Linked DNA regions of Homo sapiens: regions 1 and 2 are each linked to region 3. A link is a contact called in ENCODE Hi-C or POLR2A ChIA-PET data. All regions are on one chromosome and are shown on one strand. Each heading gives the region's core, a stretch centred on a gene start or an enhancer-like site at or near the end of the contact. The rest is flanking DNA. Distances are from core to core; before and after follow the strand shown. Region 1 holds the start of C19orf25 (chromosome 19 open reading frame 25). Region 2 holds the start of PWWP3A (PWWP domain containing 3A, DNA repair factor). Region 3 holds the start of TMEM259 (transmembrane protein 259).

The links. Hi-C counts contacts between places; a loop is a spot of excess contacts on that map. ChIA-PET counts read pairs that join two places held with the same protein, here RNA polymerase II (POLR2A). Pooled maps may share reads with other maps.
Region 1: a pooled map shows a loop between it and region 3 (6-fold over the local background). The contact joins the promoter of C19orf25 here to the promoter of TMEM259 in region 3. A Hi-C loop is called at or near these places in 6 of 50 pooled maps.
Region 2: a pooled map shows a loop between it and region 3 (14-fold over the local background). The contact joins the promoter of PWWP3A here to the promoter of TMEM259 in region 3. A Hi-C loop is called at or near these places in 5 of 50 pooled maps. POLR2A ChIA-PET finds 5 or more read pairs at or near these places in 2 of 52 experiments (HEK293 and activated naive CD4-positive, alpha-beta T cell).

The regions. Positions count from the first base shown.
Region 1 is chr19:1,476,100-1,480,724 of GRCh38, forward strand. It overlaps C19orf25 (chromosome 19 open reading frame 25), which reads right to left and starts at 3,116. Exons shown (of 3, transcript NM_152482.3): 1 at 3,064-3,116; 2 at 2,675-2,806. The coding sequence starts at 2,804. RefSeq lists enhancers at 2,301-2,801, 3,163-3,282 and a silencer at 2,893-2,942.
Region 2 is chr19:1,353,148-1,357,693 of GRCh38, forward strand. PWWP3A (PWWP domain containing 3A, DNA repair factor) reads left to right here and starts at 1,812. Exons shown (of 14, transcript NM_001369789.1): 1 at 1,812-1,988; 2 at 3,177-3,302; 3 at 3,862-3,947. The coding sequence starts at 3,246. RefSeq lists silencers at 1,471-1,570, 1,556-1,716, 1,601-1,890, 1,951-2,020 and an enhancer at 1,613-2,498.
Region 3 is chr19:1,017,743-1,022,372 of GRCh38, forward strand. TMEM259 (transmembrane protein 259) reads right to left here and starts at 3,381. Exons shown (of 11, transcript NM_001033026.2): 1 at 3,030-3,381. The coding sequence starts at 3,254. It overlaps RNU6-2 (RNA, U6 small nuclear 2), which reads left to right and starts at 3,780; the gene lies at 3,780-3,886. RefSeq lists silencers at 665-884, 3,143-3,202, 3,233-3,302, 3,463-3,572 and an enhancer at 1,268-1,867.

The sequences.
Region 1 (4,625 bases), core at 1,866-4,365, 460 kb after region 3:
CTACGTATGGCTCCCTGCTCCCCCACGTATGCAAGCCCAGTGCAGCAGGGCTGAAGCAGCACCGACTTCAGGGTCACTCAGAGAAGCGTCAGGGGCCCCTCGGCTCTGGCCTGCCCCTCGGCAGTGTGGTCTCCCACGGACGAAGGCTCCACGTGCCGCACGGGTCTGGGCTGATCAAATCACCTCTGTCATCACCTGCTTTAGCAACAGGGTGGGAAAGGCCGGGCAGTGCCTGGATGAAGGCACAGGAGGCCCCCTACCTTCTGTGAGCGCCCCCCGTCCCCCGCACAGCGTGCCTCAGTTTCGCCACACTCAACGGCCATGGACCTGAGCCCATGAAGCTCAAACCACGGCCCCAGCACCCTCAGGTGACCGAACTGCATGCTGGGAATAAAACCAACTCATGCACCTTGACCAGTACCGGCCCACAGAACCTTCCAGATGATGCGCACACCTCCCACCGATGCTGGTCCACACCAGCCACCAGCCATGTGTGGCTCCTGGGCACTTGAAATATGTCTAAAGGGAAAACACAACTCAATTTTTCTCTTTTTTTCTTTTTCAGAGACAGGGTCTCACTCTGTCACTCAGGCTGGAGACTCCAACTCCTGGGCGCAAGCAACCCTCCTGCCTCAGCCTCCTGAGTAGCTAAGACCACAGGTGCATGCCACCACACCCAGCTAGTTTGTGTATTTTTGGTAGATATAGGTTTTGCTATGCTGCCAAGGCTGGTCTTGAACTCCTGGCCTCAAGTCATCCTCCTGCCTCAGCCTCCCAAAGTCCTGGGATTACAGGCATGAGCCACTGCACCTGGCCCCAGAATTTTCTAATATTACTTTTTAAAAATGTTCCCTTAGAAATTCACAGTTTCTATCATTCCACATGGCTCATTTTCTTTTTTCTTTTTTTTTTTTGTTTGAGATAGAGTCTTGCTCTGTCACCCAGGCTGGAGTACAGTGGCACGATCTCAGCTCACTGCAACCTCCGCCTCCTGGGTTCAAGCAATTCTCCTGCCTCAGCCTCCCAAGTAGCAGGGATTACAGGCATGCGCCACCATGCCCAGCTAATGTTTTTGTATTCTCAGTAGAGACGGGGTTTCACCATGTTGGCCAGGGTGGCCTTGAACTCCTGACCTCAAATGATCCGCCCACCTCAGCCACCCAAAGTGCTGGGATTACAGGTGTGAGCCACCGCACCTGGCCGATTCATCTTCATTTGTTTCCCGCCAGCCCCAGAACAGCCTGGGGCAGACATTCTTGTTTCTTTTGTTCACTTGTCCATTAGCAGTGCTCTAAGCGCAGAGCCCAGCACACAGGAAGTGCTCAAGAAAAGGATTGTTGAATGAATGAATGAGCCTCATCCAGAACACAAAATTCACCCAACTGCACTGCTGAATCCTTTGGTCTCTGACTAGCTTCCACCTCGTAAATCAGGAGTGGACAAGCTTTCCTGCCAAAGGCTGGAGTCTCTGCTCCCACTACTCAACTCTGCCCTTCTGGTGTGAGAGCAGCCACTAACCGTATGTGAATCATTTGGCTGTGTGCCGTAAACCTTTACTTACCAACACTGAAATCTGAATTTCATACCTCTTTCAGGTGTCAGAAATGTTCTTTTTCACCCACCCCCATTTAAAAATGTGAAGTCCATTCATAGCTCCCAGACCTTAAAAAAACAGCCAGGGGCAGGGTTTGGGGGGCCCTAGCTTACCACCTCTGTTTTACTTTATTTATTTCTATTTATTAATTATTATTATAATTATTGAAACAGAGTCTCACTGTGGTCCAGGCTGGAGTGCAGTTGCGTGATCTCAGCTCACTGCAACCTCCGACTCCCAGGTTCAAGTGATTCTCCTGCCTCAGTCTCCTGAGTGGCTGGGATTACAGGCCCATGCCACCACACCCGGCTAATTTTTGTATTTTTAGTAGAGACAAGGTTCCACCATGTTGGCCAGGCTGGTGTCCAACCTCTGACCTCAAGTGATCCACCCACCTCGGCCTCCCAAAGTGCTGGGATTATAGGCGTGAGCCACCGCACCGGCCACTTATTTATTTTTGAGACACAGTCTGGCTGTGTTGCCTAGGCTGTATCCTCCCACTTTAGCCTCCAAGAAGCTGGGGCTACAAGTGTCCACCACCACACCCAGTAATTTTTTTTTTTTTTTGAGACAGTCTCGCACTGTCACCTGGGCTGGAGTGCAGTGGTGCGATCTCGGCTCACTGCAAACTCTGCATCCCGGGTTCAAGCGATTCTCCTGCCTCAGCCTCCCGAGTAGCTGAGATTACAGGCGCCTGCCACTATGCCCAGCTAACTCTGTTTTGTTTTTGTTTTTGTTTTTGTTTTGTTTTTTCATTTTTAGCAGAGACGGGGTTTCACCATGTTGGCCAGGCTGGTCTCGAACTCCTGGGCTCAAGCGATCCTCCCGCCTCATCCTCCGAAAGTGCTGGGCTTACAGGCCTGAACCACAGCGCCCGGCCTCCACCCCTGTCAGAAGAACCCTCTGAAAATCGGTCCCACTCTACGGAGGAGTAGAGGGAGACTCGGAGAGGATACGGACCGTGCCCATGTTGCGGGGGTTCCCAGGGCGTGGGGTCAGGAGTTAGGGGTGTGCTTCTCTCCCGTCCCCTTGCTGCCGGGGTCTCAGGTCCGCTTTTCCCCGGGACCGGGCTCCCCCTACCTTCCGGGGCCAGGATGGTGAACACTGGATCCTCTGCCGGCGCACCCCGCACATCCTCCAGGATCTGCTCCACCGTGGGGGGCGCTGGGCGGGTGGGCAGCAGCACGCGCTTCTTTGCCTTGGAGCCCATCTCTGAAGGCGGGGAAGGGGGCGCTGACCGGGGCGTCCACCTCTCCGCCCTTGCCCGGGCTGCTCCTCCCGCCCAGCGAACTCGTACGCACCCGTCGCGGTCCCGCTCCCGGGGAAGCCCGCCCTGTCCCGCCCCTCTGAGCTCGCCCCAGGCCCTGACCCTCCCTCCGCCCAAAAACACGGTGGCCAAGGCTTCAGGGTCTGGCTCAACCTCTGCCTCAGTTTCCCCGCGGTCACCCCAGTCGCCGGCCTCTTCCCACCTGGGCGCGGGACCCGAAAGCCCAGCGTCGACGACGCAGCCACTTCCGATTCCGGTCGGAGCACCGCCCCGTCCCCGAACACGTGACACACACTTCCGGCCTCCTCTCCCGCCGGCCCGCCGCTCATCGCGGGGCTCCGCCCCGTCTTAAAGGGATAGTGCCCTTGAGACTCGGATCTCAGCCTCTCAGGCGAACCCGAACCTGGACGCGCTACGATGAGAGCGAGTTCGAGTCCAGGCTCCACTGGCTGGGTAGAAAAGCATCCGAGGCTCGTCTTTCTGAAAAGGGGAACACGGCACTAGGGGACACGCCACCCATGTGGCTGACGGGAGCACAAAATTGCTGTCCACCTAAGGGAGCCTGGTGGTGCATGAGCACTCGGCGGCCGGAACACAGCGGGGGCGGGGCGGTCGCGGCGCCTCCACTTCCGGCCAAGGCGGGTCCTCCCACCTCGGGGACGGTGCTGGAGGTCACCTTTTCCTCTCCGCTGATGCCTGGGAAGGCAGAAAGAGCAGAGGGCCCTTTTCCTCTCTCAGGGGCTTTATTGAGATGCAGTTTACATACCATAAAGTTCTCCTGTTTATTTCGTTTTGTTTTGTTTTTTTAGAGACAGAGTCTCACTGTGTCGCCCAGGCCGGAGTGCAGTGGCGTGATCTCAGCTCACTGCAACCTCCGCCTCCCGAGTTCAAGCAATTCTCCTGCCTCAGCCTCCCGAGTAGCTGGGACTACAGGCGCCCGCCACCACGTCCGTCAAAATTTTTTTTTGTATTTTAGTAGAGATGGGGCTTCACTGTGTTGCCCAGGCTGGTGTCAAACTCCTGAGCTCAGGCAATCCGCCCGCCTCAGCCTCCCAAAGTGCTGGGATTACGGGCGTGAGCCACCGCGCCCGGCCAAATTCGCCTGTTTAAACTGTAAATTCAGCCTGGGCGCGGTGGCTCATGCCTGTAATCCCAGCACTTTGGGAGGCCGAGGCGGGCAGATCACTTGAGGCCAGTTTGAGACCAGCCTGGCCAACATGGTGAGACCCCGTCTCTACTAAAAATACAAAAATTAGGCTGGGTGTGTTGGCTCACGCCTGTAATCCCAGCGCTTTGGGAGGCCGAGGTGGGTGGATCACGAGGTCAGGAGATCAAGACCATCCTGGCTAACATGGTGAAACCCTGTCTCTACTAAAAATACAAAAAGAAAAACAAAATTAACCAGGCATGGTGGCGGTTGCCTGTAGTCCCAGCTACTCAGGAGGCTGGGGCAGGAGAATGGCATGAACCCGAGAGGCAGAGCTTGCAGTGAGCCGAGATCGTGCCACTGCACTCCAGCCTGGGCGACAGAGCAAGACTCTGTCTCAAAAAAAAAAATATTGTTGAGAGAGAAGGAAGGAAGGAAGGGACAGAGAGAGGGAAAAGGAAAGAAAGAGAAAGAAAGGAAAGAAGGAAGGAGAAGAAAAAGGAAGGAAGGAGAGAGAGAAAGAAAAAAAAGAAAAAGGAAATAAAGAGAAGAAAGTAAAGAAGAAAAGGGAGAAAAGAAAGGAAAGGAAGGAAAGAGAAGGAAGAACGGAAGAAAGG
Region 2 (4,546 bases), core at 562-3,061, 330 kb after region 3:
GAGCCACCGCCAGCTCAGATTTAACGTGAGAGGATATCAGAGACATAGTTCTTGCCAACCACCCACAGACCACCACCCCCATTTTATAGACAAACTGAGACGGCTGAGCAAGGTGGATCCTACCTGTGATCCCAGCACTTTGGGGAGCCGAGGTGGGAGGATCACTTGAGCCCAAAAGGTCGAAACCAGCCTGGCCAGCATAGCAAGACCCTCTCTCTACAAAAAATAAAAATCTTAGCCAGCCATGGTGGTGCGCACTGTGGTCCCAGCTACTCCGGAGGCTAAGGTGGAAGGATCATTTGAGCCTGGGAGGTTGAGGCTGCAGTGAGCTATGACTGGGCCGCTGCACTCCAGCCTGGGCCACAGAGCCAAACTTCGACTCAAAAATGTAAATAAAAATAAAAAACAAGTGAAAGGTGAACATTCTCAACTTGATAAAGGAAAAAAAATCAGTCGCTGAGGTTGCTGGGATCGACCGAAGACACAAACCTTCTATTCCCGCAAATGTGAGAAGGAAAAAGAAGTTAGAGCCGGCTTTGCTGTCGCCCCTTCCCCTTGAAGAGTCGGGGCCAGTGCGTGACGAATGCTGCTGTAAGTCTTTTAATTTTTTCCTTTTTTGAGACGAAGTCCCACTCTGTTGCCCAGGCTGGAGTGCAGTGGCGCGATCTCCCCTTACTGCAAGTTCCGCCTCCCGGGTTCAAGCGATTCTCCTGCCTCAGCCTCCTGAATAGTTGGGATTACAGGCATCGCCACCACGCCCGGCTAATTTTTCTATTTGTAGTAAAGACGGGGTTTCACCATGTTGGCAATGCTGGTCTCGATCTCCTGACCTCATGTGATCTGCCCGCCTCGGCCTCCTGCTGGGATTACAGGAGTGAGCCTGTATCTTTTTTATAGAGATGGGGTCTCGCCATGTTGCCCAGGCTGGTCTCCAATCCTTGGGCTTAAAGGATCTGCCAATTCGGCCTCCTTTGCTTTTAAAGAACTGTGGGGGCTGGCGAGGTGGCTCAGGCCTGTAATCCCAATACTTTGGGAGGCCGAGGCAGGCCGATCACCTGAGGTCAGGAGCTTGAGAGCAGCCTGATCAACATTTAGTATTCTCTACTAAAAATACAAAAATTAGCCGGGTGGGGTGGCGCGCACCTGTAATCCCAGCAGGAGGAGGCTGCAGTGAGCTGAGCTCGCGCCACTGCACTCCAGCCTGGGTGACAGAGCGAGACTCCGTCTGAAAAAAAATCAAAAACCGCTCAGGGAAAGGCCTGACACTGATGGAGCGACCGCTCCGGGGCTCCCGCCACCCGCGGCTGTTTCCGGTGCCCCCCGGGGTCTTGGGACCCTCCCAAGGTGGGTCCTGCTCTAGTTCAGAAGCTTATGACGCCTTTGCGGGGATGCCTGGCTTTGGGATCGGTTGGGATCTGCTGGAATTGGGTCCGTGGCGCGCAGCTCCCGGGCTGGGAGGTGCCGTAGGACCTGGAAGATTCTCGAAAGTTCTGGAAGGTTCTCTCAGGGATCGCCGCGGGCGGGGGAGCCTGTTTTCCCACCGAGACCCGCGAGGGCGGTGTCCGGGGTCTGACTGCAGGACAAAGGGCCGGGAGCGCGGGAGGGCGGCGCCCGGGAGCGGCCACACATGCCCCGCCAACCGGTCTCCTCAGGCAGCACTCCCGGGAAAAAGGGGTAGACGCGCGGCGGAAGGGGCGGGGCCGGCGCGCGGCCGTGGACGCCGGAGAGGGCGAGGCCGGCGCTCCTTGGGAGCGCGCGCGTCCCATTGGGCAGCGGGCGGAAGGGGGCGGAGCTTGGCGCCGCCGCGAGGCAAGCCCCGCCCCCGGCCCCGCGGGGAGCGGCGGCGGCGGCGGCGGCGGCGGTGGCGGAGGCGGTGAGCGCGGGCGGCGCGGACGGCAGCGGTTGGCGGGCGGGTCCTCCGCTGTTGCGGCCGCTGCGGCCTCCTTGCCCGGGCTTGGGGCGCCGCGCTGGGGAAAGCCGGGGGCCCGGTGAGCCCGCGGGATGCGTCCCCTCGGTTCCGCCGGGCGGGGCTGAGGCGAGGAGGCCGGGCCTGGGGGGAGGGGGGGCCCCGGCCTAGAGACTCCTCCGGGAGCGCCCGGTCCCTACCGCCGTGGGTCCCCCACTCTGCCCGGACCCCCTTTTCCGCCCCTGGCGCCGTGGGCCCCTCACTTTGCCTGGACTCCTTTTCCCGTCCCTGCCGCCCGGACCCCATCTCTTGCTTGGACCCGCTCCCCCATCCTTGCTGCCTGGACCCCTATCTCCTTCCCTGGATCCCCCTCACGTCTGCCGTGAACCCCATCTCTTGCCTGGACCCCCATCTGCTTCCCTGGATTCCCCACCCCCAACCGTGAAATCCCCCATCCCTGCCACCTGGACCCTCCGCTCCACCTCCTCCGTGAGCCCTCGTTCTTGCTCCCTGAGCCCCCCCGCTTCTGCTGTGACCCCCTTCTCTGTTGCCTGAATCCCCCGTTCCTGCAAGCCGCAACCCTTCCTCCGCCATGAAATCTTGTCCCTGCTGCCTGGACCCCTACTTCTGCTGCTGCTGTGATCCCCTCTCTTGCTGGAAACGCCACCCCTACCTCTGCTGGGAACCTCCTCTTCCCTGCTGCGGGGACGCCCCCCTCCGTTGTTGCTAAATTCCACCCCCACCCCCAAACCTCCTTTTCATTTCTGTCAACAGCCAAGCCAGTCCTTCCCATTGATGCTGTGAACGGTCTGCAGCTGTCCCCGTTCTTTCAGGGACATGGCAGCCAAAAGAGCAGTCGTTTTTCCGCTCTTATTTTTGTGTGTGTGCTGTGGTCAACTGTTAACTCCCCAAATTGGGGAGGGTTGTGAGCTTTGATTGTGTAAAATGCCTCTCCTGCCGAGGTCGGAGGCAGGTCTTCCGCACGGAGATGATTTATTCAGGAGCCTTTTAAAACTGATCTAGATAGAACCTTTGGGAGGGACTGTGCTGTATTTTATTTATGAAAAAATGCAGGCGCCTCCCTGGATACCGAGCCCCGTCGTTTCTGTTTGTCAGTCTGCTTTTTGGCATTGAGCATCTCAATGCAAGATTGTGGAATTAAACCATCTACTTGAGGCTAAGTCGAGCTAACCTTTGCCCCTGAGGGCTGTGTCTGCGTTAACATCGCCAGCAAACAGTTGTATAAACCACCGTGCAAATTTCGTTCCAGGACACATTGGCGTGAGACCTGGGAGTACGTTGTGCCAAATCATTGCCACTTGCCACATGAGTGTAAATGATGGCGGATGCCAAGTATGTCCTCTGCCGATGGGAAAAGCGATTATGGCCTGCGAAGGTGACAGCCATTATTCTGTAACTTCAGGACTTAGAAATGACTTTCGGGTGACAAGTAAAATCTTGATCAGGAGATACCTAGGATTTGCTTCAGTGAAATAATTGAGCCAGAACACGGTTGGCACTGATTCTCGTTCCCCATTTAATGGGGTTTTGGTCTAGTGCTTCCAAGGTTACACTTCCAGAAATGTCTTTTTTTTTTCACACTAAAAAAAAAAAAAGAATCAGCTGTAAAAAGGCATGTAAGGCTGTAACTCAAGGAAAGATCTGGCAAGCAGCCCTGTGATAGTAAATTATGGTCGTGTTCAGGGAATGCTTTCCAGCAATTCAGTAGACAGTGCTCAGCTGCAATGCAAAAGCCCAGGTCCTTGTCTTTGTCTGCCACTGGCCTCTCATGCCTCAGTTTCCCCATCTGTGAAACAATGGGGATTGGACCAAATATCTGAAATCCCATGGTTATAGGCCTTCAGGATTACCTGCTGCATTTGTGCTAAAGTTTGCCACTGTTTCTCACTGTCAGCTGTTGTAATAACAAGGATTTTCTTTTGTTTTAAATGTAGGTTTTGGCCCGAACCGCGACTTCAACAAAAAATAAGAGAAGAAAGGAATATTTTCTAGCTGTGCAAATCCTCTCTCTAGAGGAAAAGTTAAGTGTTGTGTTGTTTTAATACTGTTTTTTCCCGTGTAGATTTCTGATACTTCAATCCCCTACTCCCCCAAAACAGTTGAAGCCCAGCCCACTCTTAATGGGCTTATTCACCATTTGTGTAATTCATTAATGCTCATAATAACCTCATGAGAAAGCAACTAGTTTGATTTTATGTCAGTTTGGAAGCTGAAGATCCAAACGAGGCATTCTGTGAGATCTATGGAGAGATTGGTACAAACACTGAATACATGTAAATTATACTCAGGGTAGACCCTATTTGTGGTTAAAATAGGGATATTTCCTTTTTTTTTTTTTTTTTTGACTGTTTCTTAATCAGTGCCATGCCAGGAAAATAGGGATGTTTCCTTCCCAGAGATCTGTGTGTCTTTTTTCAGAAACGTCTGTGACAGGCCCATCAATTTTGAAATATTTGGTTTTTGAGCCTGTCACTCTAAACCAGCGTTTAACGTTCAAAAGGCAAATAACTGATGACCAGGCGGCACATTGTTCTGCTCCGTGAGTGTCTGGCACTGGGAAAGGTGTAGATTGTCTAGAATGACAGCAATTCCGACGCCCCAGTCAGTCCTGCGTGATTG
Region 3 (4,630 bases), core at 2,131-4,630:
CTCTCTGGGTATTTGACTGACCCACAGACCGACGGACACACAAGCCCGCGGAGCCACACTCTCCTCCCAGGTGGGACACAGAGCCCTCAGCCCCAGCCAGGAAACACTACCTGGGGCTCCCCTTTGTCCACCCGGGGTGCTTCCTGCCTCCAGGCCACCGGGGCCTCTCCTTCCACTGCAGCCTCACAGTGGCCTCAATGTGACAGGTCCCCCATTCAGAGCAGGGCCCCTGGGGTCTCACATACCCCGTCTTTAATCGTCACGACCCCACAAGAGGAGCCCCATTACTCCCTGTGGCTAGGCGCGGGCCCCTGCCCATGTCCAGGGGTGCTGAGTCGAGACCCCTTCACCCTGTGGGCATCCACTTGGTGGTCACCTGGGTCCAGAGCCCAACCGCACAGGTGCAGGCACCCAGTGCCCCAAGATGGACAGTCTCTGCCACACTGGGCTCAGGGCCATGAAGGCCAGCAGAGGTGGATACTGAGGCTGGATGGAGGTCTCCCGAGGGCCCCTGGAACACAGGCCCCTGCCGCCTCCTCTCTCCCCAGCACCTGGCACTGCCTGGCATTTCCTAAAGCCACCCAGGCATGGATGAGGGACCGGGGGGCTCCATGCTGGCTCAGAGCTGGGAGATCCTGGCATTTCCTAAAGCCACCCAGGCATGGGTGAGAGCTGGGGGACTCCATGCCAGCTCAGGGCTGGGAGCTCAGCTGCACAGATGCCACAGGATGAAGCCACCTTGAAGGGATCATACCAGGGAGGACCTGGCTCTCTGCAGGGAGACCCCCGGAAGCCAGGCAGGCAGGAAGCAGAGGAGCCTTCTGGAACTCAAGGCAGCCTCTGAAATCAGGCAGTTCCAGCCTGCACTTTGCAGATAAGTAAAAGTGAAGGCAGCAGGGTCAGATTCTGTGCCACCAGATTACCGGGTGGAAAATTCACAAAGAACAGATTTCCCCACCCAGGCCAGGCATGGTGGCTCACGCCTGTAATCCCAGCCTTTTGGGAGGCCGAGGCGGGCAGATCACCTGAAATCAGCAGTTTGAGACCAGCCTAGCCAACATGGCAAAACCCAGTCTCTACTAAAAAGACAAAAAAATTAGCCGGTTGTGATGGTGGGCACCGGTAATCCTAGCTACTCCGCAGGCTGAGGCAGAAGAATTGCTTGAACCCAGGAGGTGGAGTTTGCAGTGAGCCGAGATCAAACCACTGCACTCCAGCCTGGGTGACAGAGCAAGACTCCATCTCAAAAAAAAAAAAAAAAAAATTCACCACCCAGAGATCTCACAGTCCAAAGCCCTCTGCTGAGAGAGGAGGGATTGGGGTTACTGAGAACCTCCCAAGAGTCTCCACCCTACACAGAAGACGGGGAACTCCAGCTCTGGCCCAGCCCCATCTGACCACCTGTGAGTGGTATTGGCCTGGAGATGGAGCCGGGTAGGCTTGATCCCTTTCCAAACCGGGACATGGTGGGACCAGGGCCCAGGCGACAGGGATGCACCTCCCAAGGAGGCTGAGCTCCGTCGGGGGAACCTGGCCTGGCACCCAGCACACACCCTCCACAAGCCTAAGGACACAGTGGCTCCATCCTGTTCCCAGGCTACTCCATGGAAGGAAAACCCACGTCCACAGACCAGCCTCCGTCCACAGTTTCAGGCCCCGTCTGTGGACCCCAGAGCCGGGAAAGGCCGCCTGCCTGCGTAACCCTTCACAGCCCTGCTCAGGTGCCTACTGAGGCGACCATGCCACTCTGGGGGGCTGCAGGGAGGAAGGTGGGAAGGATGATGGGCTGAGCTCTGGCCTGGGGAGGCACGGATCTGGAGGCTGGGGGGCCTTCCGTGAAGTGGCAGCAGGCTGGGACCCACACCCAGGTCCGCAGGACGGCCAAGGTCCAGCTCCACTTGCCGAGCCCAAAAAAGCAGCCAGCTCCTGACCAACCTGTGTCAGGCTGGGAACTTGCCCACGATCGCAGCCTGGCCCGCCAGCATCGGACCCCTCTTTGCAGGCTAGATCCAAAAAGCTCACGGCGCAACTTCAGCAGCCCCCAAGCCCCGGCGCGGCGGTGTTCTGATGCAGAACGAAAACGGCCACGTCCCCATTTCGCCAGGTGGCCCAGGACCCCGGCCAGCTTGTTTTCTGAGGGGCTGCAGCTGCTACTGAGCCCCTCTTGTCACCCAAGCAAGACTCCTTCTCAGAGGGAGTCAGGCCGATGCCTGTCCTGCACGGCTGAGACCTCTGCCATCTGAGGAGGGCGGGAGGGGGACAGAGCCCAAGACGCGGAGGCCGGTGCCTCATAGGGGAGGCACGGGCGACAGACCCACAACCTGAGCTCCTGAAGCAGGAAGGGAGTGGGGACCCAGCGGAGGAAGAGGCCGGGGATGGGGTGGTACGCTGCTGCCGGTGACTTTGCCGCTAACCCTAGCGAGGTGACCTCAGCTAAGTCACATTCCCCTGAGGCTCAGGAGCGGGGAACGCAGCTGAAAGGCTACAAGGAGGGAGAGAGGGGAGTGGGGAGTCGACTTCCAGGACAGGGGTTGGTCCGAGGGAGACCTGCGTCAGGCTGGGTTCTGGGCCAGCACATTGGGAGGGGAGAGAGGCCTCGGAACTGAGGGTCTCAGGCGGCACAGTCAGGGGTCAAAGGGCGGGAGGTGCTACCTCGCAGGCCAGGACCGGACTCCAAGCCTGGGTAGGTGGGGACCTGGGAAAGGCGGTCGCCGGGGACAGGATGGGCCCTGGAGGGAGCTGACAGTGAGGTTTCCAGAGTAGAGAACAGCGGCTTCTAGTGCAGCGGGATCCGGCCTTCCCGGGTGGACGTCCCCGGGCGGGATGGGGTCACGAGACGGTGTCCCTGGCCAATCCCAGGGTCAGAGGTCGCGAGGGAGAGCCCTAATCGGTAGGGCCGGGTATAGGCCTCAGGGTGCAGGGTGGCGCTCGCTGTCCCCAGCGGGGCCAGGGGTCGCGGTCGGAGGTAGCAGACTTGGGGGTCGGGACAGCCGCTGGGGTCAAGGGTCGGGGGTCGGGGCCGCGGTCACCTTGAGCAGCACGAAGAACTCGAAGAGACGGCGGAAGGCGGGCGGGAAGAGCCGCGAATAGGTGACAGCCATCTTGAAGAACAGCGCGTGGAAGAGCCGGTCGCGCACGTTGATGAGGGGGTTGGGGTTGAGATTGGGGGTGCGAGGCCCGCGCGCGGGGGCCGGGCCGCCGCCGCCGCCGTTGGGCCCGGGCCCCGGAGCTGCGGGCTCCACGTGCTCCGACATGCCTCCCAGCGTCGCGCCCTAACGACCCGCAAGTGTCCGAGGGCGCCTCCCGGCCGCCATCGGCCGCCCTCGCAGCCGCCGCTCTCCTCACGGCCTCCCGGCCGCCGCCGCCATCTTCCGCTTTCTCGTCCGGCTGCGGCGCTGCTGACGCTAGCGAGTCGCCACGCCGGGCAAGAGCGGCCCCCCTGCGCCCGCAGAGAACGCTGGGATGCCAGCGGCGCCCGCGGAGGCCTCACCCCCTACCTCGGCCGCTCCAGGGGGCGGGCCTGCATCTGGGCCACCTCTTTTGCATATTGGCACCCACAATCCACCGCGGCTATGAGGCCAGTATAAGGCGGTAAAATTACGATAAGATATGGGATTTTACGTGATCGAAGACATCAAAGTAAGCGTAAGCACGAAAGTTGTTCTGCAACATACCACTGTAGGAAATTATGCTAAATATGAAACCGACCATAAGTTATCCTAACCAAAAGATGATTTGATTGAAGGGCTTAAAATAGGTGTGACAGTAACCCTTGAGTCGTGCTCGCTTCGGCAGCACATATACTAAAATTGGAACGATACAGAGAAGATTAGCATGGCCCCTGCGCAAGGATGACACGCAAATTCGTGAAGCGTTCCATATTTTTGCTGTAGTCTACAGCTCGTCACCTCGTTTGGCTTCTCTTGCCCGGATCCTGCCATGACGTCACAGGGCCAGTAACGTCATAGTCTTCCCGTGTCCATCTCCTGTGGCGCCACTAAGGTTGGCGGTAGAACAATCTGGCAGTCTCTACTCCTGCGTGGCGCTGTGCCACCTGCCCCCGTAGCTTCGCGCAGCAATGAATAAATAAGTGCTCTTCAGGGGCACTTACTGAGTGCCGGCTGCGTACACAAGAGGATACTATGGTTTTTGGGTTTTTTGGTTGTTTGTTTGAGATGGATTCTCGCTCTGTCGCCCAGGCTGGAGCGCAGAAGCGCGATCTCGGCTCTCTGCAACCCCCGCCTCCCGGGTTCAAGCCATTCTCCTGCCTCAGCCTCCCAAGTAGCTGGGATTACAGGCATGCGCCACCACTCCAGGCTAATTTTATATTTTTAGTAGAGACGGTTTCTCCATGTTGGTCAGGCTGGTCTCGAACTCCTAACTTTAGGTGATTTGCCCGCCTAGGCCTCCCAAAGTGCTGGGATTACAGGTGTGACCCACCAAGCCCGCCAAAAAAAAGTTTTGTGTTGTTTTTTTTTTTTGAGACGCAGTCTCACTCTGTCGCCCAGGCTGGAGTGCAGTGGCGTGATCTCGGCTCACTGCAACCTCCGCCTCTTGGGTTCAAGCAATTCTCTGCCTCAGCCTCCTGAATAGCTGGGATTGCAGGCTTCCGCCACCACACCCGGCTATT